Linked DNA regions of Homo sapiens: all the other regions are linked to region 1. A link is a loop called in an ENCODE intact Hi-C map of the cell type or tissue named here. Cell type or tissue: PC-3. All regions are shown on one strand.

Evidence for each region. A loop is a pair of places that touch in the nucleus more often than their neighbours do. Peaks named below come from ENCODE experiments on the same cell type or tissue, not always from the same donor. Only the 100,000 strongest peaks of a DNase experiment are listed, where the experiment ranks them.
Region 2: a loop joins it to region 1, with 6 times the contacts of the local background. A loop is called at or near these places in 2 of 110 quality-filtered maps.
Region 3: a loop joins it to region 1, with 2.8 times the contacts of the local background. A loop is called at or near these places in 3 of 110 quality-filtered maps.

What each region holds. Positions count from the first base shown.
Region 1 is chr7:27,573,003-27,581,002 of GRCh38, reverse strand. All of the region lies in intron 4 of HIBADH (3-hydroxyisobutyrate dehydrogenase), which reads left to right. Among named protein-coding and RNA genes, the nearest start is that of TSL, 39 kb to the left of the region's middle. In PC-3, a CTCF peak has its summit at 4,455 (motif pointing right); a DNase peak (open chromatin) is centred at 4,462; H3K27ac peaks cover 392 bases.
Region 2 is chr7:27,342,438-27,350,437 of GRCh38, reverse strand. It overlaps LOC107986733 (a long non-coding RNA gene), which reads left to right and starts at 3,668. Exons shown (of 3, transcript XR_001745009.1): 1 at 3,668-3,728. In PC-3, no CTCF peak of the experiment used is centred here; DNase peaks (open chromatin) are centred at 627 and 3,327; H3K4me3 peaks cover 2,121 bases; H3K27ac peaks cover 2,499 bases.
Region 3 is chr7:27,437,670-27,445,669 of GRCh38, reverse strand. No RefSeq gene overlaps it. Among named protein-coding and RNA genes, the nearest start is that of TSL, 170 kb to the left of the region's middle. In PC-3, no CTCF peak of the experiment used is centred here; a DNase peak (open chromatin) is centred at 3,019; H3K27ac peaks cover 1,533 bases.

The sequences.
Region 1 (8,000 bases):
GAATAGACACAGTCGTGAAAGAACTTCCACATGATCGCCTACCCCTTAACCTGCATGCATTTGTATGCATGTACTCTGCCTATCCTCCTGTTAGAATTGGCCAAGCAGCAGTGGTCTCTGAAGTCAGCCTTTCTACTTCTGCTTTGATCTCCACCTCTCTTACCTTCTTCCCCATTAAATCAATTTCTAGGAGTTGTTCCTTAATAGGTAGTTGAGATTGAGAACCACTCTGCTAGAATGTAAACTCCACAGACCAAAGATTTGTTCTCTTGCTCATTGCTGTATTCTCAATGCCTGTAACAATACATAATCCAATAGTAGGCACTCAGTCTTGTGTTTAATGGATAGATGAGTGAATGGATAAATGAACAAATGAATCTTTCTGGTAAAAAAGATATAAATTGCAGTACAAGCTCTGAAGAGCTTAATAAATAATCTTTCCTTGTGTTTTATGATCAAATTGGAGCTAAACTGTTCATCTTACAATGTTCATTTAAAGAGTTTTCTGCTGATTTACTGTAACTATCCTCACCTGAAAACTTTTCCTAGCATTTTTATGCACACAGTCCTAGTTATCTGGATTTTTGTTGTTGTTGTTGTTATTGGGAACTGAGATTTTTCTGATTTCTAAGTGGTTAAGCTTTGCTTTTCAAATGAATTTCTCTGGTGGCAGTTTCACAAGTGAATAGATCTGTACAAATCCAGAACTGTTCATTTTACTCATTACTGCTACTTGGAAGACCTGAGTTCAACTGCCTGCTCCATCACTTTTTCTCACTGAAGTGAATCTGGGCATGATTCTTGTATTGAGAAATGCCTAGTATAGTCTCAATATAATTGATTGCATTTCTTTCATTAAAATCAGGGGAAACATGTTTGTTTCCTTGACACCTGTGTTTCATGAAAAATCGTAGAAAACAGCCACATGTATTTTAATTTAGTTCTATATCTCTTTTCCCTTAATCCTAATTTGTAGAAGTGTGGCTGTTCAAACAGACTCTCATGTATTTTGAAATACATGCAGTGCGGTTTTTGTATGGGAGCAAGTACTATGGATTTTCTTGGGCTATAACTTAGTAGCATGGCAGTAGGTTATAGAACCAGTCCATGAATCCTGCAGTTCTTACTAATGTGAGTCAAATGGTATTATGGTAAAGATACCTCGCTGCTTTTTTGGTGGCTGTGTTTTTATTTGTAGGACAACCCTAAAATAGAACTCAGCTAGGTCATTTCTAAACGTAATGTTGTGGTGGATACCCCAGAACAAACACCATTAATGTGGTTAGTCATTTACTTGGAAAGCTATTGCCAGGGCAAACTCAGAGCCACTAGAGACAGAAAGCACATAAGTAAACCTGCTTGTTAAAGTGGAGATACAGAGTAACTCAGCAATGTAATAATACGAAGTAATGGTTAAGTATTCAGTTTATAGAAATTTGACTCAGATGTTTCAATAAAATATCTGTTTTTGTAAATCAAAAGATAACTACCTTCATTGGTATTTGGGACCAAAGTTTTTCCTCCTTCACTTTCTGCCCTTTTGGAAGACACAGTAAAAATAGAATTCATGAAACATTTCTAAATAATGGGTGTATAGAGATTCTCTTTATGTGTGGTATCAGTGCTCTGCTATGTAATTATTTGTTATATTTTAAATTTCAATTTATGTGTTCTCTCTTGCCCCCTTCAGCCCCGTGCCACATAATTTTTGTTTTTGGTGGAACCATTCAGCCTTAAATACTTTTAGTATATATCGTCTGAGAATAGGGACATAACTCCAAAACTACTATCACACCCAAGAAATTTGACTTTGATTCAGTGCCATCTAATATATAACCCATATTCAAATTTTCTCAGTTGTCCCCCAAATAACTGGATTTTCTAATTTTCTTTGATCCAGCATCTAATAAAAGTTCATATGTTACATTTAGTTGTTTTGTTTCTTCATCTTTCTTTAATCTAAAACAGTTCCCATGCCCTCCCTTTAAAAATAAAAATAATCTATCTTGACATTTCTGGAGTCTAGACCAGTTATTTTATGAAATGTTCCTCATTCTTGATTTGTCTGATTATTTTCTTACTGTTAATTTTAGGTTAAATCTTTCTGGTTACCATATAGAGTCTGATTATTTTTTAAGAAGTGTAGTATTCAGTTATAGAGAATCTTGACTTGTTCTGCCTGCTTGCACCTGCTTTTCTTAGAGTCCTAACCTCTCAACTCAGGTGCAAGGAAGCAGAGTTTGACTACTTTTGTGGGTACTGAAGACCTAGCTTATTGTAACAACAAAAAAAAATGTGGTTTTATTTTTAGTAAAAATCAGTGTCCAATATGCGCTCTAAATATAATCTGGTTATTTTTGAAATTTATGTTAAGAAGTAAGAATTTGGCTGGGCGCGGTGGCTCACATCTGTAATCCTGGCACTTCAGGAGGCCGAGACAGGCGGATTGCCTGAGTTCCGGAGTTTGAGACTAGCCTAGGCAACATGGTGAAACCCTGTCTCTACTAAAATACAAAAAAAATCAGCCAGGTGTGGTGGTGGGCGCCTGTAATCTCAGCTATCAGGAGTCTGAGGCATGAGAATTGCTTGAACCTGGGAGGCGGAGGTTGCAGTGAGCTGAGATCGTGCCACTGCACTCCAGCTTGCGCAACAAAGCGAAACTGTCTCAAAAAAAAAAAAAATCTAAACATTGAACTTTAGAACCAAAATGAAATCTTACTGTAACCCTAATGTACAATACTAAGAAAACAAATATTTTCATTGACATATTGAACTTATAAAATAATGTATCTTCAAAAAAAAGATTCTCTTAGTTTTAACAAATATTCATGCTTAAGTAATGTCTTCAGCTCCACATTTTCAGAACCCTATTAACTCTCACTTAGCAAAATTAGCATACTGAACTCTCTAAACTATTTAATGATTTGATTTATATATGTTCATTCTAATGAACAATGGATGCTAATAACAGTATTCTGTGAGGAGTAAGGTTTTTTTTGAGGTCAGCAGTGTTTAGATTAATCAGGTTGACATTTCTTGCTGGTGGGTCATGAACTGTTGATAATAGCATTAAATGGTGATTCAGTTGTTGCAGAAGGTACAACTCATTATCCAGCTACTATATTAAATCATTACAGAAACAATTGGCACTCCACACCCATGTGTTCTGCAGCAATGGTACATCAGGGAAGTATATTTGTTTCTTTTATTTACATCTCAAATTTTTTTGGAGGCTTACCTACATTCTTAAAGGATGCTACAGCATTGCCACTACTTTAGGGAACGAGGATGATTATCTTGACTGATTTGGGGGGATGAAGGGATATATAATCCTTTTAATAACACACCCAAAGTCTTCTCTTTATATTGCGAGCCTTTCTGAAACCTTGTTTTCATAATGAGTGTACCTGGGTTGCAAGTAATAAAAACAAATATATTTATGGATTTTTAAATTGGGTTTAAATTTAACATAAATTATTATTACAAGGATATGGGTCTTTTAAAAAGATTTGTATTCATTTTAAGAGAGAAATGATGCTTGGCCAGGCACAGTGGCTCATGCCGGTAATCCCAGCACTTTGGGAGGCCGAGGTCGGCAGATCACCTGAGGTCAGGAGTTCAAGACCAGCATGGCCAACATGGAGAAACCCCATCTCCACTAAAAATAAAAAATAAGTCAGGTGTGGTGGCGCATGCCTGTAATCCCAGCTACCTGGGAGGATGAGGTAGGAGAATTGCTTGAACCCGGGAGGCGGAGGTTGTGGTGAGCCGAAATCATGCCACTGCCCTTCAGCCTGGGCAACAAGAGCGAAACTCCATCTCAAAAAAAAAAAAAAGAGAGAAATGATGCTTGGAAAGTTCACAAATGTGCTGTAGAAGTAATTTCTTCCGAAAGGTCATTGTTATAGAAATCTCTTTAAGAAAAATTTAAGAGATGAGCTGGATTTGTTTTTTACAGTTGTTAATCTATTGCCTTTTAAGATAAACCTTAGTAATTTGGTATGCATTGAATCAGAAATTGTTGGTGTCTTTGAATTTTAAAATCAAGTATGTTTTCAGTGTGTCCCGTGTGTATAGGCAGTGAATAGATAGTAGCATGACAATTGTATTAATGTTGATTTCATTTCTTATTGGATAGTAAAGAATTAGTGAAGTCAGTTTCTAATTATTAATAAAATACCCCAAACACCCAGCCCCACGGTTTCACAAATAGGTGCTCGATCATAATTTGTTAATGAATGTGTGACACTTGGGTAGAAGCAGGAGAGCTTTTTGGCATTTTGTATTTGCCAGAATATACTTTAAGGAGCTAAGTATAGGAAAAAGGAATATTTCCCTTTATAATGAAAAGGAATATTAACATCTTCAAAGTAATTGCCTTATTTAGGGTAAATAGGTTCTTCAAATCTATGCTGACTCTTTAAGAGAAACAATATAGCATTGGAAAATTATGGGCCACTAGAGGTCACTGTTTAGTAATCAACTTTTAATGAACCAGAACAGTCAGGAGAGCCAATAAATTACAGTGTGGATTTTTCTAATTATGAATTCATATTTAATCATTCAATGACAAGTTAACTTTGGAAATGGTTTTGTGTACTTTGCATATGTGGTTATGCTAATGCACTATTATATTTCTCTGATGTTGGCCCTCCATCATTAGAATAGAACATTGCCAAAGGCTTTGTTATATAATCTTAATTACTAATTATGAGACATAATTAACCTTGTTACCGCCTCCACATCCACACAGTTTTTGGAAATAAAGTTTTACTCTAAATAACAATTACTTTTAAGTGAACATAGGTGTAATGGTTATGATCAGTTCCTCCTCCTCCCTCATGTCTTGTCTTCCTGCTTCATTCTTGGTTTCCGTTGCTCCCATCCCTTTCTCTGCTGTCTTATTTCTTTCCTTCCCTCCTTTGGATTCCTTTTCCACTTTATTTTGTCAGTGATTGAATGTTTCTTCTCAAGCTTTCCAGCCTTGATTCAATGAGTAGAAGAATGTGACTTTTACTGCATATGTTAAAGTAATCCTAGGGTGGGCAACTTGAGCTGAGCCAACCAGCAGTGCAAAGGAAGATTGTATGCATATAAGCAAGCATGCTGCTGCTGCTGTTGCTGCGAGCAGATGGCTGTCTTCAGGCTGTCCAGCCCAGAATCCATTCAGGAAAAAGCAGATTTCCGTACTTACATGATAAAAACTGTTTTCCTCCTTACAGGCTAGGCTAGTTGCTCAAGAGGAGGCCTCATGATCTTAGGGAAAAAACAACATGTGCACATGTGTTTCCTTTTTTTGAAAACAGCCCTGTGCATTATTTCTTAGAAAGCAGGCACATCACACCATTGCTCGGACTTCCTCTACTTCTTGCTGCTTTTACCATCCCTGCTGCTATGCCACTGCTATACAGTTATATCCACCTCACTGTTCTGAGATTTCAGTCTGCCCAAGATATACTTCTGATAAATTGTTCAGAAACTTTCTCTGGTTCCTGATGCTCACCCAGTCCAGCCCAGTCTTCCTTCTCAGCCTGCCATTCAAGGCTCTCCACACTCTGGATCCAACTTACTTTTCCATTCTTATTTTCTGCTACTTCTTTCCACATGCCTTAAATTCTAACCAAACTGGACTATTCACTAATTCTTAAATATTTACCTTATTTACTCAAGTCCCAATGTAGATGCCACCTCCTGTGATCTCTCCTTAGGTAAAAGTCACCCTCCCTGTGAAGCACCATGACAGGTTAGGGTCTCACCTACATTGTAATTACTGTATACCTATGTTCTCAGCTACACTGTAAGTCCAGAGATTCTTGACAAATAAATCAAGAGTGCTAAAATTTCCAATTAAAAAACCTATTTGGCAGAGTATCTGGCTTTCTAATTTTATTCTGGGAAAAGTAAAATAATTTTATAATGCTAAGGTTTGTAATATTAGGGAAGGTCATGGGATATCCTAGAACTCTCATCTACAAAAGATAAGATAAGCCTTTGTCCAATAAGTTGAGCTCTGTCTGAACACATAAGAATAGTAGTCAGCTTGCCCTTCTCGATTACCTGCTTTATAATATCACTGGGAATACAAACAGTTCTCTATTAAATCTCCTAAATGAGAGGAAAATGTATTTTATAATTTAAAATGGTATGTTCATTTTGTATGTACATAGCTCTATTTTGAAGAAATTGAGTTTTGTTAAAACAGTCTTTTGCTTATAACAGCTCCAGATTGCTTGTGTTTTGGTAAAAATAAGAGATGTGGAAGATACATGGATTTTGAACTTGAACTATATTTTGGGGGCTCTTTTCAAGTATTAGTTCCAGTGGCTGAGTACAGTATGTAAATTTCATTATTATTAGAGGGGGAGGTGTGCATAACCACTTTTTTTCTCTATTAGAGCAGCAATAATAAAGTTTTGCATGTCTGAACCTATCTATGTACTTAGTTATGACAGAAGCTAACTTGCAAGCTTGTTTGTTTACAAATAAAAAAGGTAAAGAGTTACCTGTTTGGAGTTTGGAATGTACTTTCCTTGGAAAAAATATTTTCTAATATATTTAGGTCCCTATTATTTTCAACCTCACATATATTGAGAATATCCCTAAATTATAACACAATTAGCATCATATTTCTGTGGGAAATGATTTCAGAGATTCTTCGTGGGATACCAGCCCCTCCTATCCTATCCTTTGAGGAAAAAAAAAATCACCTGCTATCTCTTCCTCCCCTTTTCTAAGCTGTGGGATCTGAAATTTTCTCTGGGGATTCACCTGCTTTTCCAAAATTCCAACTATCTAATTTCTAAAGAGATTTTCTAACTCTGTATTTCCATCACAGACTTTTCTGATTTCTGGATCTGCATTTTTATTTATTGGACTCCTTCAATCAAGCTCATTTTTGGAGTCAAACTTTTTCATTTCAGTAAAACCAGCTCTAGCTCTTGGTCCTCTATAGTATATTACAATTTCAGTTTTTCTAATCTTTTAGGTTCAAATTCTGAAAGTAGCACTGTCCAATAGAAATGTAATATAAGCCACATGTGTAATTTAAAATTTTTTAGTAGTCACATTAGAAAAGTAATAAGAAACACAGGTGAGGATAATTTCAGGAATACATTTTATTTAACCCAGTATATCAAAAACATAATTTCAACATGTAATCAATATAAAATTTATTCAGATACTTCACATTTTTTCATACTAAGTCTTTGAAATATGTGTGTTTTACACTTAAAGCACATCTGAATGTGAACTAGCTATATTTTAAGTTCTCAGCAGCCACATGTTGCTAGTAGCTACTCTGTGGGACAGGACACAGCCTTAGAGAGTCTGCCGCTACATTTTTCTCTTAGCCAGTGACATATTCTGGTTCTGCACTACCTGTCAAAGTTTGTTAAATACATGCAAGGAAATTTACAGAATTTTTCTCGTTCCTTTTTTCCTATACTTCTTCCACTCCTGTTTTTAGAATAATGCATATATCAGCCACTTTGTTAGAATAAGTCATGGTCTTTGCTCTCAAGAAGCTCATACTCTAGTCTAGTCTAGACGATGTCTAATCAGTGAGATGGGCATGGAAAAAGATACTGTGTTACAGTATGGATCGGTAATTGCCATAACAGAGATATAAAGAAGTTCCATGATAAGACGATGATGTAGTTAGGGTCATCCACATTTACCAGATCTGATTGCTAGGCAGTTGCTTTCCTGAAGAAGTAATCCATGTTTACCATGTATTATGGGGCTGGATGAGGACATTCCAAGAAGAGATAGTATTCAAAGTTGAGAATTAGAAAAGGGCATGGCATGTTTGAAGATTAAATGAGAGTCAGTGTATCTGGAGTTTTGTTTGTTCTAAATTCAGCTACTTACAATTTTCTGCACAAATTCCCTACTTTTTTCGCCTTTATGCGTTTGCTTTTGCAGATCACTTTACACAGAATTTCTTTCTCTGTCCCTAGTCGTTTCTTACCAGTATATATAATCTTAATCATCTTTCATGG
Region 2 (8,000 bases), 230 kb after region 1:
ATGGATGGTAAATGTTCCAGTTACTTTTGCTATGTTACATTTTCCCCAGAACTTAGTAGCTTAAAACAATTAACCATCATTTTATCATATCTCATTATCTCTGTGGTCAGAAACTTGGGGACCATTCAGTTAGGTGGTTTTCTAGGCAGGGTCTATCATAGTAGTAGTCAAATGATGGTTGAAGCCAGGTAGTCAGCAGAGGGGCAGAGTAGCTGGGACCTAGCCAACCATCTCTCTCTCTTCATGTAGTCCCGGGGCCTCTCTATGTGGTTTCACCACATGTGCTGGTTTGGGCTTCTCTACAACATGGAAGCCTCGTGGCTCCAAGGCACAAGCGTTCCAAGGAGCAAGGTGGAGGCTAAGTCGCCTCTTGGAAGTTACATGGTTTCACTTTCGCCAAATTCTATTAGTCAAAACAGTCATAAAAGTCTAGTTTCCAGGGGAAGAAATACAGACGCACCTATCAATAGGAGAAGGGTCAAAGAATTTGTGGATATATTTTAAAACCAGCGCACTAAGGAATTAGAATTGACAGGGCTTAGTGATTGATTGGATTTGGGGAGTAAAGCACACAGAGTGGAAGATGACTCAAAAATTGGTGACCTGGGCCAGTGGATGTGTAATTAACCAAGGTATGGAACTCAGGAGGAGGAACAGGTTTGATGAGAACAAGGTAGGTTCAGGATATGTCTAAGCAAAGATGACCAGCAAGGCAGTTAGAAAGTTATGTCTGGACCCAGGGAGAAAGTTGGGGGACTGAAAGGCTGTGTAGAGAAGCTTAGCCTTGACTATCCCAGGGAGAGTGTGTAGATCAAGAATAGAAGTCTGTGGACCGAGGGAATTAAATTTTGAGATTATCTGAGTATCTGCAACCACTCCATAGATTATATCTACCCCAAGCAGATATAAATGTGACTGACTCCACAGGGCATGTCCTTAGTGGTGAGTGGATACTGAGTGGGGCTGGCAGCTGGGGGGCCATCGTGAGGGTGGTAGAAAAAGACTGGACCAGGGTTGTGGGATCCCAAGGTCATGGTCATGTTCTTTCCCTACCGCACCTCCTCCCTGCTGTGTGCTTCCTTGTCATAGATGGACTCCATTCAGTTCCCACTTACCAGCTGCCCCCCTCTCCAACCCTTGGTTCCCTTTAATTTTGTGCGTTTTCTCCAGCTTGGGCGTAAGCCACTGTCCTTCCTCTACCCCCATTTCTTTCCCTTTCTCTTCCCTTCTGAATTCCAGGGCTTCCCCCACCCGTGATTATCTCCCTTCTCCTGTGCTAAGGTCTGGACTGAGATTGATTCTCAGCTATGCCCATCTGACAGACGGAGACAGACCACTTGTCCATACAGTATGGCATTTCCCAAGCCATTCCTACTGGCTTGCACTATCTTTTTACATTCAAATATCCACTTCTCCCTACTAAAAAAGCAAAAAAAAAAAAAAAAGCTCTGCTAGATTCCTTTTGACTTTTATTATTCTATTCTCAAATATTTGGGACCTAATCACTTAGACTTCAATTGAATTTGACTTTTCCAGATTTTCATCAAATCACTTGATATTTTCTATCTAACACTGAACCCTGTATTTTTAAAAGCCACATCACCTGGCTCCTGGATCTTAGTGACATTCTAAAGATTCACTTGAAAACAGAGTTTTTTCAGCACAAATGTGAACTCATTTGATTCTGTTAGTCACCCTACAAAGGAGACAGGTAAAATGGGTATTATCATTATTCCCATTTCTACTGATGAAGAAATGGAGGCTATGACAATTCAAGTCACCTGTCCCAAAACATACTGCTGGTAAAGGAAGTAGCCCAAATTTATACCCAGGTCTCCTGTAACACCATGACACACCACACTGCTTCTCAAAGGCCTATTACAGATGACATCCATTATAGTGAAACATTTGGAATAACTTTTAGGTGACACTTATTTGTAATGGAAATAGATATTCTAAAGAATCAATACTAAATCAGGATATCAAATAGATGGCATTATAATCTTGGTCCCACTGAAGGTATTCATCTGTAGGTTTTATTATTATTATTATTTTGAATTTAGGAACATTGACACCTTTATTATAATAACTTTTTTAGGATGACTGGGTTTTGGGGCATTTCTCTGAAATAGCACCTTATTAATCATGAATGGAGTCTTGATTTTTATTTTAATCATGTGCCCAGACATGGAGGGAAAAACGGAGAAACTTCCAGATTCTTGAGGCCAACTTTTTATCCCGTTATTAGAACTCCTTTCTCGTGAGGCATCGTAAGGCAGAAAGAGGACTCTCCTGGCTGCGAAGTGAGACAGAAGGACTCAAGCCACTTCACTTGAGGCCTTTCCTAGTCCTACCTTCGTTTAAACACACACACTCACAACCTCTTTTGATTTACACTGCTGTAGCCCAACTGTTTGGGAAAGCTGATGTTGTGGAATCCCTAAGTCATCTGTGACCTAGGTCACTAAAGACAGGAGCAATTTAGTAAAAGTATTAATTGAAAGTCTCCTGACAAGCCCTGCTCCTTCAGATAAAGTTACACATCAAACCCACACAGGCCGCCAGGCTATTCTGAGCAGGCTGAGATTTTCAATATCTCATAAACAGGCCCTTCAATCACTACAATCTAATAAGGCTATAATCATCATTGACACTATAATGATTAAAATGAATAAAACCCATTAAGAAAAGTCATGTTGAGTTATTAAAAGTTTCGCTCTGTGTGATATGTAATCTTTTATCCATTTTTTATGATGAAATCTGTAACCATCTATCCACGAAAGACCATTAATTTACTGCTCTGTGGATGTTACCATGCTCTTTAGTTTAACAGCTTATCATTGATTTCTTGAGGGAGATATTACATTTGGAGAAATACACATGGAACAAAAGCCCGAATGTTGCTCTAAATTTCCCACTGACAGAATGATCAAAGTATTTGGGTCTGGTCTGCAGCTCGGGGCTAGGGAACAAGTTTTCTAGAGCAGAGCAAGCCCTCTGGCTACCAGGCAGCAGATACATGTTTTCAGGCATCACAAATGCTTCTAAGGAAAGGTCATGTGCACCATGGCGGGAGGGGGGGAACAATAAAATGTCCATTAACCGGAGCCTAGTTAACTGGCTTATTGGCATCTATTAGAAACAAATTGCAAACAAAACTGATCCTATTATAAACTTCTCCTCCTCCCGTCGGTCAAGGGCAGTCTCTGATTGGTTCAGAAGAGGCCCCAACAAATACAGCGTTGTCAGATGGCTCCTTTATTTGCAAGGAGAAGATTGGGTTTCTGCCAGCAGCAGTCTCCAGCCCTGACTAGCAGAGAACTTACAGAGTTGGGAGGGATACGTGGCCCCGTCCCACAGAAACAGCACTGGAAAGGTGACTAATGTACTCCGGCCCGCATTCTTTCAACAGGGACTTTTTCCCCTAAGCAAACAGCAATAAAAAAATCTGAATAGAAGAATGTGGACACAGTGCTGAGCTAAGTGGTGGGGGAGCCCGATTCTTAATGTGTACTTTTTCTTATAAAAAAAACTCTGCTTCAATATCTTTACTGCTCATCTCCTGTTTAATCTTATTAACAGTAAAACCTAAAAAGATTCTGTGAAGCCAAGAAGAGGGTGTTGTCTTTAAAGGCATTCTTCATTTTTCCTGAAATGATTAATAAATCTATTTGCTAGCCTTCTTCGGCTGCCTCTCACTGAACAGACTTGCCAGTGTTTTCCAGCAGGTAAGGACAACACCCACACCACAAGGCAAAAATGGTGGGCTTATGTTTTATCAGATTTCCTTATTTTCCAGATTTGCTTCCATCATTGAGGTCCTGCTGGGTTTGGGGGGGCTTTTTTTCCACCTTATCTAAATAATATTAGGTTATAAACGTCATTCATAACATACTATCTCTTTTACTAAGGGAAGCCTGTTTTTACCAAAATAATCAAATATTCTTTATAATCCTCCCCTTTAAAAGAAAATAGAAAATTCCATTTGTAAGGTTTAAGTATAGTTCAAAGCGCAGCTAACAGACATCGATTTTTTTCAATCTTTGGAGAGTTAATTTAAGCCTACAACATTCCATCATGTAAGACAAAATGGTTGCTAAATGAAATTAAAAGGCAAATCCTCCAAGAATAAAAAGGAAATCGTTCTTTATATAATACATCATTAACCTGTGGAAATAACTGCTTCGGGGCATGATTGAGGCTAACAGCTTAGTAAAAATGTGTAAATGATGTAATACTTCTACAGATAAGAATGGCATTAGCGATTGTGAATTCTAAGAATGTTCACTTTCTGTGCACACACTCGTACCACAGTTGGAGTCGGGAGGACACTTCACAGGCCATTGCCATGCTTCTGCAATTGTTGGTGACACATAAACAGAGCGGTATCCCGTGTACGTACAATTAATGTTTTCTGCTGTTCTCATACCTTCATCTCACTTTTAACTATATTGATATCAACTGTGGTTCAAAGTGAAAATGGAATTGGGTAAATTATTTGTCCATTTCCATGAGGCAAGCCTTTATTTCCCCTCAATTTTTGGGAGGAGGGGATCAAGATGAAATGCACTATAAATGGTCATATGACTATGTCTAAAGACCCTTAAGAGAATTACAAAATTACTTAAGCATTCTGATCAAAAAGGACTGATATCTCGAAGAAAATTGTGCATGTGTGTGTATCTGTATATAACATAAAGTAAAATAAATAAGCCAGAGTGGGAGATAAGGAAATTCAGTACATCAAAGAAGGCTCCTTTTAGTCTATCTTCAGAGAAGGTGAAATTGACTGTTAAAATACCTATAAAAAATTTTAAAGACATTCCTGAATTTTAATTTATCATCATGGTATTAAAAATATAGCTCTTTCTAACCACGGAGGCACTGAAGATTTTGTGACATGAAAGTTTTCCTGGTGTTAATTTGAGCCTTTAATTAATTATAACCTTTTAGAAGGGGGCTGTATAACTGCCACAAAAAAAAAGGTTACATAGAGATGATGAAAAAATAAGACTCATTGCAGATTTTTAGTGAAGCTGCGCATTGGTGAGCTGTGGTTCTCAAGTGATGAGTCAGCACTTCTGTGATTGCAGGTGGAAAGAGCAATAAAATCTTGCTGAGTTTAGTTATTGAAATTATATGGTTTCATAAATAGTATAATGTTGTTCTCAGCAGGTAAATTTTATATTTTAATGACATCTGTATTATAACACATACAAATTCTCAAGCTCAAGGTCAACAGAGCCTTCTTCAATATGAGCAGCTGGAGCCCAGCACTGAGGCTGGAAATGAATAATTCAAGCTCTGAAGTGCTGAGGGCGTGGGAAGAGAAACTGAGATCACAGTAACTTATTAATTAGGAAAAAAGATATTTTCCTGGTAGGCCATTTGGAGGTATAGGAAATATGCAGGTGTGAGTGAGTGAGAATGTTGTATAGATGACTAAGCTTTCTAATGAGGTAACAGAACTGAGTGAAGATTTTGCTATAATGAAGAGGCAAGCCTGCTGTAGAAATGAAGCGCTTTGGATTTCAGCTTTAACTATGTTAAAATACAAGTCAAGTGCTCCTTAATTAGAACCAATATACTCCTGTTCACCTGATCACCTTTAAGCCCAGGTAACCACATTTGCACATCTAAACTCCCTCCTGAACTTATTAACTTAAAAAAAAAATGCCTGAAGAGACTAACTTTGTTTGGGTTGTTACTAAATCAGCTTTGTTTCATTGAAAAGCCTGCTCATTAGCTGTAATCCTTCCAGCTGTTTTCCCTTAGAGCCTCTGCAGGTCTACTGCCAAGACTGGTGTGGAGATTTTTGCTTGGATAAATGGCACATTATTGCTCCTCTTTCAAAACATCTCTATACCACAGGGTGACTATAGTTAATAACAATGTACTATACACTTGAAAATTGGAAAGAGAATAGATTTTAAGTGTTCTCACCACAAATAAATAAGTATGTGAAGCCATGGATATGTTAATCGGCTTGATTTAGCCATTCCACAATGTATACATATTTTGAATGTCATGTTGCACACCATAAATGCATACAACTTTTATTTACCAATTAAAATTCATTAATTTAATTAAATCTCCCTCATGTATGAACCACTTAGTAATTTACAACGCACTTTCCTTTGCATCACATTGTATTGAATCCTCACAGCAAATTCTGAGGTAGACAAATCTCTATTTTACAGATGATAAAACTAAGATCCAGAAAAGCTGATTCATTACTTAAGGTCAAACAGGTAATCGTTGAAGTCCAGGAACACATTTAGGTCTTCTCTCTCCAAATCTGCCTCTCTCCTTACCATACCAAACTTCACAGTAGCAATGTTGAACACTGCGTGATGCTCAGTAACCATTTTAAAGTCATAACACAGTAGTTTGTCATTGCTAAACCTTTTATGGGTTGTGTTTCTTTAGACATTACAGAAAGTGTTTTAAGAGCCGCTGCTCGTTTACTCTGGTTATCCCAAGACAAACAGTGTGGGCGATGGAAGCTAACCTGACTGGTGGTCTGCCCAATAGTTATCCCCTCTGCCTTTCTTTCCTGAGAGAGCCCTGATTTTGTTTGGAGACCTCCCTTTCTCTATGTCATTCATAGTAAAGCCTGAATAGACCAAGCTAAGCAAGGTAATGCTGTCTTCTATCAGTGACTGGTTTAGGAAGGAGGCTGCAACACAATTCTGGCCAGTGAAATGCAAGAGAGACTACCAGAGGCCTTCTCAGGAAAGTTTCCTTAGTTTTAAAGAGAAGCACATTACGAAACATTCCCTCTTCTTCTTCTTCTTCTTCTTTTTTTTTTTTTTTTTTTTTGAGACGGAGTCTTGCTCTGTTGCCCAGGCTGGAGTGCAGCGGCATGATCTTGGCTCACTACAACCTCCGCCTCCCAGGTTCAAGTGATTCTCCTGCCTCAGCCTCCCGAGTAGCTGGGATTACAGGCACACGCCACCATGCCCAACTATTTTTTCTATTTTTAGGAGAGATGGGGTTTCACCAGGTTGGCCAGGCTGGTCTTGAACTCCTGACCTTAAGTGATCCGCCTGCCTCAGCCTCCCAAAGTGCTGGGATTACAGGCGTGAGCCATTGCGCCCAGCTGACCCTCCCTCTTCTTTTAATGAGTAGCATCATCTCATGACCATGAGAAGAGCTAGCCTCAGGAAGAAGCTGATCCACTGAGAATGACAGAGATGGTGGGAAGCCAGGTCCCTGATGAAAAGCTGATGGATTAATCAACCCTAGAGCCACCATGCCCCGGGACTTCTTGTTACAGAAGAAAAGAAAATTCCCTTATTGTTTAAAACAGTTGAGTTGGAGTTTCCTGCTACTTACAGCCAAGCATCTAACAGAAAATTTGTCCAGGTGAACAAGTTGGATACGTATCTCAATTTAAGGCCATTTAAAGTTATGCTACAATCAGCTGAAAAGATCTTAAATTGCCTAACAACTGTAGGATATTATTATATCCATTAGGTGCTCCAGCTTTCCTAAAAATATACTTATTTTTATTTTCACAAATAAAAAGCACCTGAAAGACCATACATAAAATCATCTCATAAATTAATAACAATACATGATTATAAATCTGGAGATCAGCATAATAAAATGGTTAGAAACCTATTAGTTGAAAGCTTGGATAATATATATAGTCTTGAAAACCCCTTTTAATTCTAAATCTTATGATGGAGAAAATTCTTATACTGACATATCAAGCTGTATCATCTATTAACATCACAAAGATGTTTGTGGTAACTCATGGAGTCCCCACAATGACACCTAAGATGAGCCAGGCTCAAAAACAATTAGGATTTACAGTCATGCTGAGAAAAATGTTCTACTATGTCTTCCTTGTGAAATACAGTAATATAAAAGGATGCAATGTAAACCATATTTCAGGGAGAGAGTAACAAAGAGGTAAAACCAAAATGGAGTGGTTACACGTCTGAGATCCACATATCCTTATATGTGTGGGAATGCTATCAATGAAGAACACC
Region 3 (8,000 bases), 140 kb after region 1:
ACCGCTGTTCTACTCTCTATTTCTATGAGATCAATGATTTTAGATTCCACACAAGAATGAGAGTGTGTTTATCTTTATCTTTCTGTGCCAGTCTTATTTCACTTAACCTAATGTCTTCCAGGTTCACTCATGTTGCTGCAAATGACAGAATGTCTTTCCCTCCCTCCCTTCCTTCCTTCTTTCCTTTCTCCCTCCCTCCCTCCCTCCCTTTCTTTTATTTTTATTTTTTGAGACAGGGTCTCACTCTGTTGCCCAGGCTGGAATGCAGTGGTCCAATCATGGCTCACTGCAGCCTGAAACTCCTGGGCTCAGGCGATCCTCCTACCTCGGCTTTCCAAGTAGCTGGAGACTCCAGGTGCATGCCACAACATTTGGCTATTTTTTTTTAATTTTTAATTTTAGTAGAGATGAGGTTTCACTATGTTGCCCAGGCTGGTCTCCAGCTCCCAGGCTTAAGTGATCTTCCTGCCTCGGCCTCCCAAAGTGCTGGGATTGTAGGTATGAGCCACTGCACCTAGCCAGTGACAGTATTTCATTCTGTTTTATGGCTGAATAGTATTTCTGTGTGTGTGTGTGTATAAAATTTCCTTTATCCATTCATCAGTAGATGGACACAAGTTATTTCATATCTTGGATATTGTGAATAGTGCTGTAGTAAATATTGGAGTGCTATCTCTTTGATATACTGACTTCCTTTTCTTTGGATATATACCCAGTAATGGGATTGCTGGATCATATAGTAGTTCTATTTTTAATATTTTGAGTAACTTCCATACTATTTTCCATAATGGCTTTCCATAATACATTTCCACCAATGGTGTCTAACAATTCCATTTTCTCTACAGTAGCTCTTGTTATTTTTTGTCTTTTTTGATAACAACCATTCCAACTGGGGTGAGGTGATATCCATTGTGGTTTTGATCTGCATTTCTCTGATGATTAGTGATATTGAGCATTTTTTCATATGTCTGTTGGCCATTTGTATGTCTTCTGTCAAAACAACCTTGCAAGTAAAGAAAAACTTGGAGTATCACATATCCCAACTTCAAAACTCACTACAAAGCTACAATAATCAAGACAGTGAGTTATTCTCTCAGGATAGACATATAGATCAGTAAATAAAAATTGAGAGACCAGAAATAATCCCCTGAATTTCTAGTCAATTGATTTTCTTGACAAAGGTGTCAAAACAATTCCATGGGGAAAAAATAGTCTCTTCAACAAATAATGCTGGAAAATTGGATATCCACATGCAAAAGAATGAAGTTGAACCCCTACCTCACAGCATATACAAAAATTAACTCAAAATTGATCAAAAACTTAAGTGTAAGAGCTGAAAGTATAAAAATCTGAGAAGAAATATAGGGGTAAATCTTTGTGACCTTGGATTAAGCAATGATTTTTTTACATATATATGACATCGAAGCACATGGACAAGAAAAAAACAAATGAGCTGGACTTCATCAAAATTACAACTTTTATGCTCCAAAAGACACCATCAAGAAAGTGAAAAGACAATCTATAGAAAATTTGGTAAATCACACATCTGGTAAAGGATTTGTATCTAGAATATATAAAGATCAATTACAATTCTATACAGTAGTTCCTCCTTGTCCATGGTTTTGCTTTCTGCAGTTTTAGCTACCCACAGTCAACCATGGGCTGAAAATATTAAATAGAAAATTCCAGAAATAGGCAATTAATAAGTTTTAAATTGCAGGCCATTCTGAGCAGTGTGATGAAATCTCATGCCACCCCGCTTCACCTCACCGGGTAAGTGAAGCATCCCTTTGTCCAGCACATCCACGCTGTATCCTCTACCCACCCATTAGTCACTTAGGAACCTTCCTAATTATCAGATCAACTGTCATAATATTGCAGTGCTTGTGTTCAAGTAACCTTTGTTTTACTAAATAGTGGCTCCAAAGTGCAATCGTAGTGATGCTGGCATATTTTTATAATTGTTCCATTTATTATTAGTTATTGTGAATCTCTTACTGTGCCTAATTTATAAATTAAACTTTAACACAGGTATGTATGCATAGGAAAAAGCAAAGTATATATAAGGTTTGGTACTCTTTTCAGTTTCAGGCATCCACTGGAGGTCTTGGAACATATCCCCCGTGGATAAGGGGGGACTACTGTAATAAAAAGACAATCCAGTTGAAAGATTGGCAATGAATTTGAATCAACATTTCTCCTAAGAAGATACACAAATGGCCAACAAGCCCATGAAAAGATGCTCAACATCACTAGCAGTTAGAGAAATACAAATCAAAACCACAATGTGATACACCCCAGTAGGATGGCTAGACGCAAAGACAGGTAATAATTTAGTGTTGGGGAGGATGTAGAGAAAATTAGAACACTCAGGCACTGCTGGTAGGAATGTAAAATGGTACACCAACTTTGAAGAACAGCCCTATAGTTCCTCACATGGTTAAACAGCTACCACATAGTCTAACAATTCCATTCACATGTGTATATATAAGAGAAATGAAAATGTGTGTCCAGTCACAAAATTATAAACGAATGTCCACAGCAGTAGTAGTATGTATAATAGGCAAAAAACAGAAACCACTCAGATGTCCCTGTAGGGGTGGAAAGGTGTGGTACCTTTCCTCACCCATCATAAGAATCACAACCAACACGCCTATAGCAGGAGTTGGGTTAACAAGACAACAGCATAATAGCTTATTTAATCAAAGTTTTACGTGACATAGGAGCCTTCAGAAATAAAGATCCAAAAACCAGGGAAAATTTTGTATGTTTATGCTTAGGTTTAATGAAGAATGGATGGCCATGCAGAAATATGATTAGATTAAAAGGGTATGATCTAATAGTAATAGATGGAGAGGGGGAACCCAGCAAGACCTGTCTGTTCAAATCCTTCTTGGCCTCTCTGTGTAGCATTCCTTCCTTGAGGATTGGGCAAGATCCTTCTGGGATGAGAGTCTTCAAGGAAGAAGGGAAGAGGGAGAGTGATCATCCTAGGTTTTATGGCTTGCTTTGGGGAGAGGAGTTCTAGGTTCTATGACTCACTTTGGGGAAGAGAAATTCTGGCTCCTATGACTCACTTCCAGGGGTAAAGATTTGGCACATCTCTCAACTGGTGAATGGATAAATGAAATGTGATATACCCATATGATGAGATGCTATTCAGCAATAAAAAGAAAGAAATACTGATACATTCTATAATCCATAAAACCTTGAAAAGCCTTATGCTATGTGAAAGAAACCAGTCACAAAAGACCACATATTATATGATTCCTTTTACATGAAAGGTACAGAACAGGCAAATCCATAGAGACAGAAAATGGGGGATGAGGAGTTAAGGGGGACAGCTAAGGGGTGTGAGGTTTCTTTGGGAGGTAATAAAAATGTTTCTAAAGTTGATTGTGGTGATGGATGCACGCCTCTGTAAATACACTAAAAGCCACTGAATTGTACACTTTAAGTGTGCGAATTGTATGGTCTGTGAATTATATCTCAATAAAGCTGTTAAAAAATAGCTTTGTTTCCAAATGACAAAATCAATACACATTCTTTGTGGAAAACTTATAAAAGATTGAAAATATGAATGGATAAAGTAAAAGTCACCCATAATTCCACAGATAACAAGAGGTAACATTCTGGTGTCTATCAAGGACATGCTTTGGCTCTTCTGAAGCAAGGAGCAAATTCCTTTACAGTGCAAGAACCTTACTGGCTTTACTGGTCCCCCAAGATATGTGTTGGCATATGACATTGCTTTCACAAAGCCCTGATGCTGTAGAAATTAGTTCTGTCTCTGAGATGGCTCATAAACCATTTTTACTTTAGCAAGTGGGGTTGAAAGTGAGATCTCTTGAGGCCTTGGTGGATGGGGACAGCAAAGGTTGAGTTTGCATGGGAGGTAGAAAAATAGAAATGTCTGGAGCTTGGGAATCTGGGAAGTGTTATGGAAAGATGAACCCCTGGGAGAGAGGAAGAATAAATATAAGAGTGAAGTAGAAGGCTAGGGGCAGGGGCACATCTTTGAAAACAAGCCTTACCTATTTCACTGTTTTGCACATAGAGATAGTCCAAGATCTGACAAAAGAGGAGTGTTAATAATCATGTCTAAAAAACCTTCCTAGCATTAATATTACCACTAACAATAACCCTTTCTCCATTGAATAGTGTACCAGATTGTATTTTCCAGAAATCGCAATATCTATAAGGTTCTTCTATCCCATACGCTCTTTTTGCAAGATGCCTGGCACTTCTTCACCAAGAGATGGGAGTCTGTCTCCTCTCTTCAAATCTTGGTGTGACTACCCTGACCAATGGAATATGGTGGAAGCAATGCTATGTGACCTCTCATAGGATATAGCTCCCACTTGGCTCTTTCAGGACACTTGCCTTTGGAACCCAGCTACCATGTTTTAGGGAAGCCCAGGCCACATGGAGAAGCCACATGTGGGTGTTCTAATCCACAGTCCCAGTTAGACCTTCAGTCAACAGTCAGCATCAGTTGCCAGACATGTGAGTGAAGAGCCTTCACATGCTTCCAGTTCTGAAGCTTTGAGTTTTCCAGCCAAAACCATTAACAGTGAGAAGCAGAGACAAGAAATCCCTGCTGGGCCTGTCTGAATTCTTGACCCACAAAAACTGCAGAGGATAATAAATGATTGTCTAGTTTTGAGTCACCACATATATGGTAATTTTGTTACACAGCAATAGATAACTAATACAAATGGTGTTGACAGTTTCAAAAGTTTTTCACAGTAATCTGTTAGTTCAGGCAAGCACAATGAGGAAAGTTCTTTCCATTTTACAGATAAAGAAATTGAAAGGCAGAGACATGTCTCTGGTGTTTTTTATTGCATGTGTACATATGCTAAAAGTTTTAAACTGCATTATTTACTTTTCTCATTATTACTGTTAACTTGAGATTACTTATATTTTATTAGAAAGGGAAACTTTGATTCCCTTAAAAGGACTCATAAAAATAAAAAATAAGGCAAGAGTCAAGGAAGTCAGACAAATTGTTACTTCTTCTTCCTGAATTTGGTACCACTTATGCTCTAGTTTCCAACACTCAGTAACCTTAACGGTGAATCAGTTTTAGAACTATATGACCACCTGCAGAATCCCACCATCTTAAAGGATCTTAATCTAACAGATCTACCATCTCATGCCACGGTGTCTCAAGTTATATCTTAGGATATCTAAATTTCTGTAGATGATGGTAAAATATGCTGCTGAGTTTCACAGGATCCCTAATGAACCTTTGTGTTTGCTAACTGCTCCAGACACATGTGTTTCTTCTGCAACATTTTCCCTGTTGTCATACTAGGCTACCTATGGTAGGTAGCCTATGTTAGGTGAGTAAGGGTCTTAGTTATGAAAAACACTGACCAAATGATAAGGTACTCGCTCTGATTTGAGATTCAGTTAAGAACCATGACTTTTATGCTCAATCAGTATCTTGTACTTTTTTTTGAAAAAATAGCAAGTTATTTGTTAAGTCAGCTTCCAGATCCTTGACAGATCATCTTTGATCAGAAATATGGCTCAATAGAACATATCTAGAAAAATATGCAAGCTGTGCATCTTTCCTATCTCCTCTGGGAAGTAGGTCTGAAGGGAAAGGAAGTATTACTTTTTACTCTTTTTTATTTGAGTTTTTATTGTAAGCATGTGTTGACTTTATAATAATAATAAAAACAAAATAAACCCCCCCCAAAAAAATTAATTTAAAAAGGACCCTGCTTCTGCCAGATGTTCATTTACCTTCACCTGGATCTAATTTCTTAATTTCTCTCTGTCTTTACATCTGTGTTATGGATATAACAAAGAAAAGTTCAGAGATGTTGGCATTTGCCGTGGAAAATAAAGAAAGATCTCTTCCAACAACCCCAGCCACATTACCCAGGGAATGGTGGGTTCCATAAGCACTTGGGGGAAAATGTTTTCATTTTCAAAGGCTTTGACCTGGACTCTGGAGCACCACCCAAGGCCTTAAAATTCCATCTGTAGTTCCAGGTGGAGATCTGAATTCCCTCTTGGAAGTTTGAGCTCTTAATTAGGATGAAACACTTCAACAGACATTTGTTATTTAAAGACAAAACCCAAATCAAATTCTAAATTGGAGGTTTCATGATAAACAGTTTGGGACAGTGATACGAAGATATCTACACCATATGCACTGACATTTTATTTGATCTGTGGGAAAGAGGAAGGGACTCCATCGGGGAGAAGAAAGAGGACCTGCCACATGGAGGTTGGAGTGGGAGGGGCCGGGGTGTGAGGAAAGAGATCCAGGGGCAACCTCCAGCAAGGGCCATTGCCAATGAACTCCTAGTGTGGTTCTATCTGAGGTACAGTTTTACCCTTTTCTTCCCTGCTTTGTAACCCTTTTATAATCCCAAGGAAATGTCTGGCTGAAAGATACTAATCTGTAGAGGATTATTTGATGGCCATGCAGCATACCAAGTGTTCTAAGTTACGTAGATTTTCTCTTTTTCAAGCCAAAAATATCATCTTGTACAATATTATTTTGGCAGACTCTGGGATTATTTGCACGGAGTTTGCTCTGGTGTACTCTCCTCTGTTTACATTGAAGGACTCCCAATAAACAGCCATGTGAGGTCATTATTGCATTTACTGTTAAGACGTTGTTAAGTCAGTGTTTCTGAACCAATTCAATATCCTCTATATAAAGATGCATGTGTAAAATTTCTTTCAGACCAAATCCCAGGAAAATCTTTTATTCCCCTGAGAAATTAATACTTTTCCTCATGCACAATGAATCATATTATAGATTAGGCTTTTTGTTTTGTTTTGTTTTTTTGCTTTGACTGCCAGGAAGCTCAGAGCCAGATTTGCCACTCAATTGTAATAGTTATTGGATCAATGTCCAGCATCTCTCTGCTTCAGCTTGAACCTTGGCCTTGTTCTTCTATTCTATATGTTTTTACTGGCCCTGCTTTTTAAAATCTATTTTCTATTTTATACTGCTTATTCTCTATAAGCTGCCCCAAATCCTTTAGTAAAAATAGTCCATTATATGTAAATAAACAAAATAATAGAACAATTTAAGGTAATCAGTTTTTTCTGCAGCTAACAGGGACTTAAGAAACAATCTAATCTGGCTAGGTGTGGTGGCTCACACTTGTAATCCCAGCAGTTTGGGAGGCCGAGGCTGGTGGATCATTTGAGGTCAGGAGTTCGAGACCAGCCTGGCCAACATGGTGAAACCCTGTCTCTACTAAAAATACAAAAATTAGCCGGGTGGTAGTGGCAGGTGCCTGTAATCCCAGCTACTTGGGAGGCCAAGGCAGGAGAATCACTTGAGCCTGGGAGGCGGAGGTTACAGTGAGCTGAGATCACGTCATTATACTCCAGCCTGGGTGACAGAGCAAGACTTTGTCTCAAAAAAAAAAAAAAAAAAAAACTAATCCAACTTGCATATTTTATCAGTGAGTAAAGGGAGACCCAGCAAGGCCCACCTTGATTTGCCTGGGACTGAGGGGTTTCCAGGCACATGGGACTTTCAGCATAAAAATCAGGATGAGCTGGTCACTCTACTGGGTTAAGTGGCCTTTCTAAAGGCACACAGCAGTAAACAGCAGAAATGGCACCAAAGCCCAAGCCTCTGGCCCTCTAAGGCAGCTGTCTTCCCTTATTAAATGTCATTTTAGAGACTGGTTTTATGAAAGCAAGAGTTTAAAATATGTATCTAGGAACAATTCAGTATCCATCTCTTAGTTCTTATCTTTAAATTTTTTTTCTTTCATAGGGAGTTACACTTGACTCTTTCCTCCTGTGTACAGTTGTATCCACAGCTAGAAAGGTATAAGCACTCCCCGAAGATAAAGTTCCCATCCTAACAGCTTCCTGGCAGGCGCAGCTGACTGCACTTCTTGGAGTAAGAAAGGAAACTTCCCTATGGCCCACTGCTCCAGGCCTCCCTTCTGTTCTCCAGGGCAGAAGAAGAAAGGCCCCAAACTAACACTCACTGGAGCTTTGGGAAT